Linked DNA regions of Mus musculus: region 2 is linked to region 1. A link is a contact called in ENCODE Hi-C or POLR2A ChIA-PET data. All regions are on one chromosome and are shown on one strand. The core of a region is the stretch at or near the end of the contact, and the rest is flanking DNA. Distances in the headings are between cores, read along the strand shown. Region 1 has its middle 13 kb from the start of Gm31384. Region 2 holds the start of Vcam1 (vascular cell adhesion molecule 1).

Evidence for each region. Hi-C counts contacts between places; a loop is a spot of excess contacts on that map. ChIA-PET counts read pairs that join two places held with the same protein, here RNA polymerase II (POLR2A).
Region 2: a loop to region 1 is called in a map of heart, with 3 times the contacts of the local background. The contact joins the promoter of Vcam1 here to the enhancer-like site in region 1. A Hi-C loop is called at or near these places in 3 of 37 maps with a recorded cell type or tissue (all heart). POLR2A ChIA-PET finds 5 or more read pairs at or near these places in 1 of 5 experiments (Patski).

Annotation. Positions count from the first base shown.
Region 1 is chr3:116,077,136-116,084,383 of GRCm38, reverse strand. No RefSeq gene overlaps it. Among named protein-coding and RNA genes, the nearest start is that of Gm31384, 13 kb to the left of the region's middle. Within about 2 kb of position 3,308, at least 1 of the 3 ENCODE cell types and tissues checked has a DNase peak (open chromatin) inside an H3K27ac peak, as active enhancers do; it is heart, where a contact is called at or near this core.
Region 2 is chr3:116,126,600-116,133,847 of GRCm38, reverse strand. It overlaps Vcam1 (vascular cell adhesion molecule 1), which reads left to right and starts at 4,160. Exons shown (of 9, transcript NM_011693.3): 1 at 4,160-4,544; 2 at 5,040-5,315. The coding sequence starts at 4,481.

The DNA of each region.
Region 1 (7,248 bases), core at 2,059-4,558:
GCCTGACTACTTGGCCAGTGCCATGTACTAAGGGACACACTTTGTCACAAGAGAACAAGCTGGACTGCTCCCAAAGTACAACAATAAGGTTAACCTCTGGTCTCCACATGCACGGGCATATGTCTACCTGTGTATACACATGAACATGTACACATAATTAGTTAATTAATTAATATAGAGAGGCATTAAAAGGTAGCATTCTGACAGGAGCCTGATATAGCTGTCTCCTGAGAGGCCCTGCCAGAGCCTTACAAATACAGAGGTATATGCTTGCAGCCAACCATTGGACTGAGTGCGAGATCCCCTATAGAGGAGTTAGAGAAAGGACTGAAGGAGTTGAAGGGGTTTGTAACCCCATAGGAAGAACAACAGTATCAATCAACCAGATGCCCCCCCCCCCGAGCTCCCAGCGACTAAGCCATCAACCAAGGAGTACACATGGCTCCAGCTGCATATGTAGCAGAGGATGGCCTTATTGGCCATCAATGGGAGGAGAGGTCCTTGGTCCTATGAAGGCTCGATAGATGCCCCAGTATAGTGGAATTAAAGACAGGGAGGTGTGAGTGGGTGGGTCAGTGGAGGAACATCCTCATAGAAGCAGGGGGAGAGAGGGTGGGATAGGGGATTTCTGGAGGGGGAGAAACGGAAAGGGCATAATATTTGAAATGTAAAAATCAATAAAAAATTTTTAAAAAGTATAGCATTCTATGACACATTTCTGAGCTGCTTCTCTGGGTTAAGTGTGATAAATTATCTGATGAAGGCAGAGGCCTCATCTCATCTCTGTGGTTAGGTCATCCCTGAACATTTTTTGTAAATATGATGGCTAGCAATAATGGTGTCATTACACTCCACTTTTACTATGTATTGTTAACAATGTTCATGTTTTTATTTTATTATTTACTTCTCTTCTCTAAATAATACCAGTTTCTGCCAATTTTGCTATTAGGATTCCTTTTTTCTTACATTTTTGTAATGCTGAGAATATTAATTTGTTACATGTTTTCTCACATGTTTTCCAACAATGTGTAGACGGTGTGCTACATTCATTCTTGTAGTAAAGTAGGACACTGTCTCATATTGGTGTTTCAATAGAGTGGGAAGAATAAGACTGCCTCCCCCAACTTAAACGTTCTTAACCAGGGATTCAGCTAGATTAACATAAGCCGTACTGACTTTTAACTGAATAGCTAAAGGTGTGGCCTTTAAGTATAATTTTGTGCATCATTCAAGTCTCTTTCTTTTACACAGAGATAGAATAAGGCAGGTTTGAAGGATAGTGAGAAAAGATTTGAAACTGAAGGAAAGTAATGACCTTGGCCCTGCCAATGATGCTAACCTGAAATGGAAATGTTCACACACTGCACAGCAAATGTCGAGGTGTCTGAGACTTTATTTTCAGTTTCTCCCTAGTGGCTCATGCTACGCAGTCTCTGATTCACAGAATATGAGTGTGTGTCTGTATTTGTGTGTGTGAGTGAAATTTACTACTGTGTATATGCCTCTGTGTGTCTGTGTGTGTGTTTTTGTATGCCTCTGTGTGTGCATGTGTGTATGTGTGTGTGTGTGTGTGTGTGTGTGTGTGTGTGTGTGTGTCAGTGTGCCTGTCTGTGTGTGTATTGTATGAAAATGCGGTATGTGTGTGTGTGTGAATCTGAATATTTAGTGGGAAATGGATGTGATATGAATCTGGAAGCAACTGGTCTAAGTGTGAATCATGATATGATCCTCTGCTCATGGGGATTCACTCAAAGGAAAAAACAAGGAGGCGGAAGTCTTTGATTAGCGTTAGCAAGAATGATCTTAAAGGGAACTAAATTTAGAATGTCCACCCACTCCCAATCAGTCTGTTTTATTGTGTAGAGTTTTTAATGTCAATTATCACGTCTTATTTTCTGTTATAATCTCTTAGGATCCTTGCTCTCAGCAAAGAGACCCAGCTTTGGTTCTGGGTCTTGTATGTTACATGAGAACAGCATCCCAAGGTTTTAGCTTCTAGGCTGCTGCTGTCTCTGAACCTCGGGGCGAGTCATAATAAAAGTGCAGCATGCCTCATTCCTTTCCACAAACTGGGACCTTGTCACAGGCGACAGGAAAGGAGAGAGGCAGACACTCTCCATACCAACAGCTAATGCTGAGAGGGCAAGGAGCTCCCTGCTGAGGGACCTCTGGGGATCTACAACAGTGATCCTCAACCTTCCTCATGCTCTGACCTTTTCATAAGACTCCCTCCTGTTGTGGTGACCCACAACTATACAATCATTTTGTGGCTACTCCATAACTAACTTTGCTACTGTTATGAATCATAATGTACATAGGCAGGATATCTGAGATGTGACCCCTGTGGATGGGTCATTTGACCCCCCCCCCCCAGAGCCATTGTGACCCACAGGTTGAGAAACACTGGTCTAGAAGGTGACCAGGAGCCATGTGCCATGTGATCCAAGAAGGATCACGAGACATTAAGATCCCCTTCTGAGTAGACATTTCTCTAAGCAAGCCTTACTCAAGGAGTGTCCTTCCTTCTCCATAGACTGCTGACTAGTCATCCTCTAGAGATGGGAGAGGGCTGAGGAGCTCATGTGGATACTTGGGTTCTAAATGTTTGCCTGTGCACCAAACTGTTAACAAAGAATCAGAAACAGCCACCAGGAGGGTGGGAGTGAGGACTCAGTTTCATTCTTCCATAAGCTTCTTCTATACCACTAAACTTTTTTGTATAATTAGCTATATATCAATGTAGTGACTCTGAAGTATGTCATATATAAAAAACATTTCTTTCAGCCTTTCTCTTCTTTTAGTATTTCCTTTTCATATCCTTCTATGTGGATTTTTTTTCTTAATATGGTTTCCACTGTTTAATCTTTTCCTATGGAAGTATGTTTATGGTTATAGGGTCTGTGCTTGTGCCCCGCTGAGAGTAAAATATGTAGTAAAATAACATCTGGGTTTTGTCAAGCAATGAATTAAAACACAGGATACAGAAAGAAAGGCTTTAAGAAGAAGACATGTGGGATTGTAATTAATGGGAGTTGGTTATACTCCAACAATCATCTAGTCCCTATGGTCTGTGAGGGCCCAGCACTCTCTGAAGACAGATATTATTTTATGAGCAATCTCACAACGTCTTTTGTCACACACTTCAGAATCCTTCCTGCGAAAAGGCCTTTGATTTGCTAAGGCTACTGATAGAAAACTGGGGCCGAGGCCACACAAACCCATTGGTGACGACTTCTGAGTCTTCCACCAACTCCACCCATCTGTGCAGAGCAGTAATCCAAGCAACAGAAGCAGCCAAGGTAGTGCTGGAAGATGACAGGCACAGCAAACAGCGCCACTGTGGCCACACACTCTCCAGAGTGAATTCCTCCATCTACACATGTGTCCCTGGGGATCTCTGAGTCTTCCCGATTGAGGGACAAATGTTTTCTTACCACTGTTTCCATCTTTCCAGATCCCGTTTCTTTCCCCCTTTCTTTCTCTTTCCTACAATATGATCTGAAAACAGCTTGTTCTACATAGAGAGTTCCAGGGCATCGGGAGCTACATAGTAAGACCCTTTCTCAAAAAAATAAAATTGTTTTCAGTGATAGTAACTTTGACAACCCAAATTGTACAGAGAGATCTAATGATAGGTGTCTTTATTAGCAATTAGAGAAAGCAACTGTGTAGTTAGTTCATCCTCTCCGCTGTTTGAATGAGAGCTCTTGAAAGTGCTTACTATTATCTGCTAATTCAAACAGGAAGTCCATGCTGCTGTTATGCGCATGCCTGTGTTATCACACTTCGGGGCTGACGACTCAGCTGTGTTGGAGACTGCTGAACTGATGGAGCGACCCCCCAAATGTGTATGTTATCCAGACTGTAAGAAATAAAGAGCCATAAACATATGATAAAGCATGCCAGTTGTTAAGATGACCAGAATTCTCTGTTCCCAAACACTCTGGCCATGCGTGTGAAGGAGCATAACCGGCTATCTGGCTTGAAGGTTTAATTAGCCGAGTGAAGGCAAACTGTTGATGCTGGGCTGGCTACAGGACAATGAGTCAACCCATATGCTTTCTGTCACTGGAATATGAGCTCATAAACAGTCTGTCTATGGGGGAAAACTCACAGATGAATGATACATGGATTTTGGCAGTAGCCCATGATCAAAACTGGCAATAGCTGAGGAAAATATTGACATTGATAAAACTAGTTGAGCAGTCCAGAAATCCTCCCAGACCAGGGGGATTTTATTTTATTTTATTTTTTATCTTTCTGAGATTATTTTTTTTCCTTTTTTTTTAATTAGGTATTTTCCCCATTTACATTTCCAATGCTATCCCAAAAGTCCCCCATACCCACCCCCCCAATCCCCTACTCACCCACTCCCCCTTTTTGGCCCTGGCATTCCCCTGTACTGGGGCATATATAAAGTTTGCAAGTCCAAAGGGCCTCTTTTTCCAGTGATGGCTGACTAGGGCATCTTTTGATACATATGCAGCTAGAGACAAGAGCTCCGGGGTACTGGTTAGTTCATATTGTTGTTCCACCTATAGGGTTGCAGTTCCCTTTAGCTCCTTGGGTACTTTCTCTAGCTCTCCATTGGGGGCTGTGTGACCCATCCAATAGCTGACTGTGAGCATCCACTTCTGTGTTTTCTCGGCCCGGGCATAGTCTCACAAGAGACAGCTATATCTGGGTCCTTTCAGCAAAATCTTGCTAGTGTATGCAATGGTGTCAGCGTTTGGAAGCTGATTATGGGGTGGATCCCTGGATATGGCAGTCTCTACATGGTCCATCCTTTCGTCTCAGCTCCAAACTTTGTCTCTGTAACTCCTTCCATGGGTGTTTTGTTCCCAATTCTAAGGAGGGGCAAAGTGTCCACACTTTGGTCTTCGTTCTTCTTGAGTTTCATGTTGAGCAGTCCAGAAATCCTCCCAGACCAGGGAGATTTTAAAGTGAGCCTTTTGGGATGGGAGAAAGCTAACAAGTGGAAGCAAAAGCTTTTCAGAATTTGTCCAAAGACTATAGATGGTGCGTGTGCATGTATGTGTGTCTTTGTGTGTGTGTGTTTCTTTACTGTTGTTTATTAACGATTCTGCAAAGGATAGCGGGTGGTGAATAGTTATGGACAGAGGAAGGAGAATGCTCACCTACAGTTCCAAAGCTTATCGATCCCATGTGGGCACGAGAACTCTGCCTTCTGCAGGGATTTGCTCTAACTCGGGAGAGCTAATGCTTTTCCTGGGCCTTCTGTGGGGGGATGGGAAGAGAAACAGAGGTGGCATTTCACAGAGCTTGAATTCCTAAGTCATCAGTGTCAGCCAAAAGCTCATTTCACAATTGTTCTGGAGCTGAACGGGAGATGACAGCAGGCCCAGAAGAGCAGTGCTGTTCACCTATTTGTGTCAAAATCCTGCTGGAGAGATGCCCGTTTAGCTCAGTTAGACACTTTTGAGGCTTTAGTTATCAGAATTTTTGTGCCGGGACCATGACATCTATGTCTTATTATTGAGCTATCACCTGAGAATAGTAATATGTATACTTGTTAACCAGGTGGGAGATTTTCTCCCTTCATTCAGCAGCCATTTTTAAGCACTTGCTACATGGCAAACTATGCAAGTCACAGAGAATGCAAAGATGTGTAAGATATTCTAGGTGGCGCTCTTGACTTAGTAGGAAAGTGACATATGAACAGAGAAGCTACTGCACAATGAAATTCATCTTATAAACGGAACAAAATTCTCTGCTAGTCCCCTAAACAGATGGACTTGGCCGGCAGCTTCAAGGAATGGCTTATGTAAGGGCTGAACGGAGACTGTTTGAAGATATTTTCTAGCTGAAAAAAAAATCAAAGGAATTGGAAGAGTCAGGCATGTTTATCAAACTGAGTGTGCTTATATTTCATGAATATACACTTATCTACAAGCTCATCAACATGACACATTAAACACACAAATCCTTTTGCATGTCAATCAAATATAGCCACACAGATGTCTGGAGAGATGGTTCTGTGGTTAAGAACACTTACCATTCTTGCAGAGGACCCAGGTTCAGTTCCCAGAAACTGATGTGGTGGCAAACAACCATCTATAATATCAGTTCCAGAGGATCTATCACCTTTGGGGCACTGAGGGCACCAAACATACACATGGTACACTTATATACATGCAGGCTAGACACACATAGACATAAAATTAAAAATGCATCTTAAAAATTATCTACACAAGACTTAAAAGTCATGAGATAAACTGGAAAGAAAAAAGACAGTTTGGAATTCGCCTATGACCGGGGAAGGAAACAGTTCTAGATAAGACTATCAGGGAAGATAGCTTGAGGAGAAACCTAGGTCTGGGTTAGATGTTTTATAAGCCAGGTGACAACACTGGGTTCCTTTCCCTGAAGGGAACAGGAAGCCAAGAAGGATTTATAAAGATAAAGCACACGCTCGGATTTATGGTTGAACATACAAACTCAGACTATGATGGAAGAAAAATTGAGTGGGGGAGAAACCAGTAGCATGGAGCTGGTGGCAAGAGCAGAAAAGTCATTAACCTTGAAAATAATTGGTACTGGTTGCTGTAAAGCAATGTGCTTATGGAAAGAGTTATCTGTCGAGCCCAGGACAGAGAACTCAATGAAAGAAGCTGAACACAAATACAAGTAAAATGTTTTGTCCGTGGTCGTGACATACCCTTCTTCTTTTACAGCCTAGAGTCTCTCAAGTCTATGTTATAAATAACATTTCAGAGTAAGCAGCAGTTGCCTGCTTAGACTTTATGGCTCCAATTAAGTCAGGAGAAACAACACTTGCAGGCAAACATGAAGCGATGCCCTTGCTATCAGAAAATGCTCTCACATAGATATATCTACAGCATCCAATCTAAGCGTAATAAATGGTGGAGAGCAACTCAAAGATGTTGCCTTGAAAAATGGTCCTGGGTAAAGCAAAAGCAGCGGAGACCTAGTGTGCAGGAAGGGGGAAGAAGTTACCTGCTCGATTGAGATGAATATGTGGTAATCGTTTAATAAATGCTGTCAATGGCTATTCACACTCTGAGGAGATGCTAATGGTTAGAACATGACCATAAGGACTCAGAGGAATAGCTCTTTTTAAATTACTGCTACACAATAAAAACAACAATGAGCATGGTTACTGGACCCGTTTACTTAATTTACCCATAAATCATCTCAGTTTCATCTGAGGAAGTGTCTGTGTTGCTTAGCCATCTCCCTGGTAGAAACTAAGTTACTGATGAACAC
Region 2 (7,248 bases), core at 2,911-5,410, 49 kb before region 1:
AGGTTCCTAAAAGAAACCTTTAGTGCTGTCTAAGAAAGATTCAAACTATAATCAATTATTTGTAAAAGCTATCATATTTTCAGGGGAGATTTCCAAAGGCATTATACCTTGGGGAAATACACTTGTGAGATAGTTGAATAGCAGAAAAATACAATTTCTTACTTCTTTCATGTGATAAACTCTGACCCCCTACTTGCAGGAGCCATTTTTAAGTGGATACAGCACGCATGGTTTACAGTGATTCCCCTACTCCCACTACCTTAGTTGTTCATTTTCACTTGCTTCCTCATTCTTGTCAACTGCGAGCTCGTGCCACGCCTTCTCCAAGTCTCCTCTCAGTAATGTAAACACGTGTTTTTACAATCATTTAGAATGGGCAAAGACCTGACTATTTTCTTAAATCCTCACTGTGAGAAAGGGAATTTATTTGGAGTCAGATTGAATGATTGAGGAAGTGTATAGAGCTCTCATCAAAAGAACTCCCACCTGGATCCACTGGAAGCAGCTACTAGATTATGGGAGCAGGGATGTTTGCAAGCTCAGGGACTTCACTAATTTTCATTCTAAGCTTCAATAAGGGCCAAGTGGAGTTCTACACTTAGATTCACTGTGTTAAGTCCTAGGGTGTTCCCATACTGTCTGCTCGTTCCTTTTGTTTGTGGGTAACTACAGACGATTTGGATTGCTCATTGTATGTTCTTATGGTATTAACATACAAAACAGTAGCTCTAAGGTGGTACTAGGAAGTTATTATTCATCAGTTGAGAAATGGGCACAGTCTTGGGTCATTATGACTACCCTAGTCTAACTGTCAAATCTCATGGTGGCATTAATGCTTGAAGGAAAGGTGAAACCCTTCTGCAGACATCAAGGTGGCTTGGTCGAATAGAGTGTACCACGTAGAAATCCCTGGGGAAGGAAAACTGGTTTTAAAACGCAATTCTTGTTTCTTATTGCCAGGATCACTCACTGTCTGATATTTCGCAAACAACCGAACTTCTGAGTTTCCTGATCTTGTGAATATAAAGATAACACCCCCCCTCCCTTTTCTCCCAGCTCAAAAGCAGTGACCAAAATGCACTTTGGTTGAAGATTAGGTAAAGAATTTTAAAACTGTGAAATGTTACTAGAAAAAGAAAAAAAAGTCTAGAATTACTGCCCCAGAAGAAATATCTTATTTATTTTATATCACTTTATAGACACCTGAAACAGATCTAACATCAAGCCAGGTAAAAGTAGAGATGAGCATGAATGCCTTCTAAGGGCCAGAAGGTAAAAGCTGTTGAAACAGGGAGAGTACAATCAGTTCAAGGCAATCTGGTGTGTGTGTGCGTGTGCATGTGTGTGCATGTTTTGTTTTTATAAAAACTCACAGAAGGGGGTTAGTAGAAACCTTAGAGGTCATCCCAAGGAGACAGAACTAGGCAAGCACATCTCTGTTTACTCGAATTGCTATACACAAACACATGGCACACCCAGAGCACCAATGAAAAAATTCAAATACTCCTAAGTGAACTTACAAAGTGGAGAGGAGAATTAAAAAACAAAAAACAAAACAAAAAAAAAAAAACGATTTATTTTGTTTATGAGTACATTGTAGCTGTCTTCAGACACACCAGAAGAGGGCATCAGATCTCCATTACGTATGGTTGTGAGCCACCATGTGGTTGCTAGGAATTGAACTCAGGACCTCTGGAAGAGCAGTCAGTGCTCTTAACCACTGAGCCATCTCTCCTTCCTGAGACTTTTTTTTTAATACTGAAAACCTTTCTGTTGTGTAACAAAACATCCTCTTTGTGAAAATTCAATCAATATACATAGTATGTGTGTATTTTATTGAATATATATATATTTTTTTTTCTTACTCTCAGTGATATTAGTAAGGTTTTCCTCAAAATCCCCAAAAGTCACAATGACTTTATGACACCAACTGTCTTAGCACGATTCTCTCTACAGTTTAACTTTAGAAAATCTTAAACTTAGATCACTGAGAGAAATTATTTTCCTTGACTTGCAGACAAACCAATGGTCCCTTGATTATGATCTGTGGAAATCTTTCATTGATATCATGACAGTCTTTTTCATTCTCAAAATGTTGTCCTTGCCAGTGTTTCCGTATTGCTAGAGCGCCACAGTGCCTATACAGCAGTCCCCCCCCCCCAAAAAAAAAACACTCTGTGAGTTCCACTGAATTAGAAACAGGTAGAATGCTAATTGCCTGCCTAACTTGGCATCCATTTCTGCCCTGCTTTACCGACAGAATCTTGATTGACATGGGGCATTGGCCTTTTCAGTGAGACATCAGTGAAAGCCCCCACACCCCCCCCCAACTTCTTGGGAAGCTCCTTCAAAGAAGGCAGGCTCCATGCCTTTGAGTCCTTTCCCTTTACTTTTTGTATTTTACATCTGAGACACAGACGTGATGTTTGGTGAAGGAACGGCCATAGGAAAATCATGATGATTAACCATATAAGGACTGCAGAATTAGGACTGGCTTAATCTTGGTCCTCAGTATTTGCTTCAAAAACAACTGATCCAACTTCAAACTTCAGGCTCTTGGGTCTCTAATGAAGCTGCTATAAAAGATCTACATAGCCACGGAGAGTTCTTTAGCTATATGTTAGAGTAGTGGTTCTTAAACGAGGAAGGATTTGACCTTGTGGAATCCACCAAATAGTTTTTTTTTTCACTTCCTCTGTTGTATGTACTATTCTCCTTTCCTGATAGGAATTATTTCTCCACTCACTTGGGTGAGAACTGATACCAAATAAGATGAGTCTGCATGATCCAAGTAGTTATTTATTTTTAAGTGTCAAAGACATGGATTAACATTTTCTTACATGCCTTTGATCTATGGAGAAGGTGAGAATCAGTAGGGGGTAGTCTATACTCTCCTTTTATGACATGACATTGTTGAGGTCCTCTAGATGACATGGCAGCTAATGTCATCGATCCCTGGATATGTCGTCATAGCCCTAAAATATATCCCTCAACTTCCCTTTTATACTTGCCTCTCAGTGGGAGCCACATGTATTCTCAAGAGGGAATTCAGAAGTCTCTCCTGCCAGGTTGGAGCAGTTGGCGACTGTGGGTCTCACTGATAGCCTTTGTCCAATGACATGATACTGTTAATTTTACATGTGCCCAGATGTCTGGGAACTATACCTTTCTTGTGGAATTATTTTTTTCTCTCACGTGGCACTTATGAACTACATTCAGTATTTTGAACGTTTCTCTTCTAGATTTTAAACATCTAGAAGATGCTGCAGGTTTTATAGTCGTTATATATAAAACCATTATATATATATATATATATATATATATATATATATATATATATATATATATGGAATAGAAACAACTATGAATAAGAACTAGTCCTGGCCATGCAGGGAACTGATAATGCCATGTGGGAGGTAAACCCACATGTGTATAATACAAGGAAGTGGCTATTCCGGTTTCTTTCTGATGGGCAAGCATTTTGCAAGGACATGGGCTATGCATGTGTAAGACCTACAGAGGCATTTAAGACACTTAATTGAGTCTTTCAAAAAGTCATTTCACTGGGAGTAGAAAATAATAATAAAAAAATGGTTGTCAATTCATCTCCTAAAGCTAATCTGTTTACATATTCAATTGGACTTGTGGCTAAATAATGCAGCCAAAGAAATCCACCACAAAAATTTAGCAGACAGATCCCATTTTTTAGCGTTCAAGTCTGCAAAAGACTTCCTGTCATCCAGCAATGGGTCAAAGGGCTGGGGCATTGTCAAACAAAAGAAAAGATAATTCCCTTCATTCTGCATCAACGTCCTTTCATTTACTACTTCAGAAAGTTATTTCAGGGAGGTTTTTTTTTTGTCAAAAATTCACTTATGAATAAAAGAGTATAAAAATAAGAACTACTGACTCACATTCTAAAAGAGTGACTCATGATAATGGGTCAATAAAAACAAATAAAGGATATTTTCCTTTTTTTGTTGAAAGAGAACAATTTTTATTTTTTAAATTGCAAATGCATTTCTTAATGAAGAAAAGTCAGTGGTTATTTACTGAGTGATCTCTGTCTTTGCTGTCACACACACACACACACACACACACACACACACACACACACTGTTGGCAGTTTCATTTTGCAATCATCTTTTCAGGAGAGATAGCCCTTTCGGAGCTGAAGGTCAGGAAAAGCCAGAGATTTATATACTTGGAAGTGTCGTGTTTCCCAGGACTCAGAATGACTTCAGCCCAGAAAGCAGCTGAAGGGGTTAACGTGGGGACTTGGCTGGCTGTCAGTTAAACTTTTTCCCTGGCTCTGGGTTTCCCCTTGAAGGGATTTCCCTCCGCCTCTCTAGCAAGACCCTTTATAAAGAGCAGACTTTCTATTTCACTCACACCAGCCCGGCTGGCTTTGGAGGCTGAACACTTTTCCCAGACACTTTTCACGTGGGGCACAAAGAAGGCTTTGAAGCAGAGACTTGAAATGCCTGTGAAGATGGTCGCGGTCTTGGGAGCCTCAACGGTACTTTGGATACTGTTTGCAGTCTGTAAGTTCCTGACCTATTTCACACATCTACAGCTTCTGGTGTACTACAGAGCTTTGCTATAAGAGCCAGTATTCTGACAGAGCTGGGGACGGATTTTCTTTCCACTGTCAAATGAGTAATTTGGATTATATCGGTAGTGGGTCTATCTCTTTAGTTTCCTGTATTCGACAATGAAATCAAGCTTAGAAAGTGACAAAAAAAAAAAAAAAAAAAAAAAAAAAAACTTTGTGCAATGGGCTTCAAAGTCAGAACTGAGCATTCTTCTTCGCGGTGACGATTCCAGCACCTTCCTCAAGAGCAACTTCAGGGCTTTGGGTCTGTCTTGTGCTATTAGTCTGAGACAGTTTAAAAAGTAGATCATCCCAGCTGTGCTTTGGACACTGTATTGCTGCGCAAGAGAAAAAGGACACAGTATGGGGCAGACCATGGTAAACTTGTTCTCTCTCTCTCTCTCTCTCTCTCTCTCTCTCTCTCTCTCTCTCTCTCTCTTTTCAGCTCAAGCTTTTAAAATCGAGATCTCCCCTGAATACAAAACGATTGCTCAAATCGGTGACTCCATGGCCCTCACTTGCAGCACTACGGGCTGCGAGTCACCATTGTTCTCATGGAGAACCCAGATAGACAGCCCACTAAACGCGAAGGTGAGGACGGAGGGGTCCAAGTCCGTTCTGACCATGGAGCCTGTCAGTTTTGAGAATGAACACTCTTACCTGTGCACAGCAACATGTGGCTCTGGGAAGCTGGAACGAAGTATCCACGTGGACATCTACTGTAAGTGAAGGAAGGAGCTTTTGCTTTCTCTTGATTTTGTTTGAAAAAAAATTAACGATATATTAAACAGAGACTTTTAAAGAGTATCTAGATTTTTAGCTAGCAAATGCACAATTTCAATAAAGCCAGAGAAAGAAGAAGCTAGTTAAGAACAGGAAACTAAATTTTAACCCCTGTGTCCTTGTTTGCCAAAAAAATGGTGCCCATGTAAAAGAGACTCACACCTTCTTGGCTCCAGTTCTTAGCGCAGTGTGAACCTCCCCCTGGTTCTATTAGTTAGTTTTTTCCCCTCTAATCTTCCATTTGGGGGTATTTCTACACGTTCATGTATTAATGTATCCAAAGGATTGATGAGTTCCTTCTTTCTGGGATCTGCTTGTAGGCTCGGGAACTCTGAGAGTATGCAAACCTTCTGCATAGACATAATTAAAACATCTATTAACATTTCAGTCATTTGATGCAGATAAATTTGGGAGGTTTTGTTGTTGCTGCCAGAGAGCTTTGCTTTTATATCTCAGAGAGTTTTTGTTTAATAAGTTAGATCTGTCTCAGGCATATGTGCAGGTACCCATATTACCCTAGCCTACCCAAAATGCATCCTACTATCATCCTCAAATCGGCAAATGAAACTACCAAGGAGAGGTGGGGGGAAATGGGCCCTATAGGAATCATTTTTCTTTGGTTACTGATGGTGTTGCTTTCCAAAAAGAAGAAAGAGAGAGAGAGAGAGAGAGAGAGAGAGAGAGAGAGAGAGAGAGAGAGAGAGAGAGAGAGAGAGAGAGAGAGAGAGAGAGAAAGAAAGAAAGAAAGAAAGAAAGAAAGAAAGAAAGAAAGAAAGAAATGAGACTCCCATAAGGCATTTCTTCATGAGCATCTTGTTTGATTCATCTTTTAATCACCTTGGTACCTTCCTACTGTGCTCCAGCCCAACTTTGCCAATGAACCTTAATTGAAATTTCAGCAAGCCCCTCCTGAAGCTGGGCTTCCCAAGCAGCTGAGCCTGGACGGCTGCTTTCAATTATGCTGGCTCTGCATGCATAGTTTATGTCTAGGCAGCCTTCTGAGCTCCTTGGAAGGTCCTGTTATATAAATACCAGGAAAGAGTAGCGAGTTCTTATATTACCTGTCATTAAACTGTGTGGATTCTAGGCACATTTCCTGAAGAGTGTGATGGACATAAATAATCAGAGGGGAAATTTAAAATACTATGTTTTTAGATAATAAAGCATTTCTAGCTCCTTCACCCTGTGCTCACACGTTCTATTCAGTTGGAGAGTTAAAAAAGAGAAGTGAGGAGCTTTCTGGATTCAATTATATTCTCTGCTCTCGCCCCACAACCCCCTGCAAGAATGCTTGTTTCTTGTTGATTTTAACAGTTCAGTCTCCATTCCATGTTTGATTGTAATATTCTGTGGAGCTGGGACACCAATGAGCTCCCATCAGGACAGATGTAATAAGAAGGATTAAACCTTGTGTACATGTGTGGAGTGGGCAGGGCAGGCGTGTGTTCTGTTGCCCTGCTGGGTTCAGTAAAATGCAGATTAGAACACTGAGTCAGGCTTTTAGGGGAATAGGCCCAGTCTGGGGAGATTGCATAGGAATGTCTTTCTGGTGGACGAGTTCTTGCCAGAGGTCTCATTTTCAGAAGCCAGCCCATTAAGAGTCATTCTCCTTCTTCTGAAGGCAACCTTACATAGTAACACTTCTTTGTGATATCGCTCTGAGCCCTCCTGGGCTTCTCAAATGGAATGTGGAACTGTATCTGCACTAAGAGTAGAGAATGGGGTGTGAGGCGTCACTGGAATCTCAGTGCAGAGTGAGTGACAGAAAGCGTGAGCTTTGTTCCCAGCCTCACCATGGACTGGCTGCGTGACCAAGGCTGGTTCTGCAGTCACACTACAGCCAAGCTTCCGTATCTGTGAAATGTGGTCTC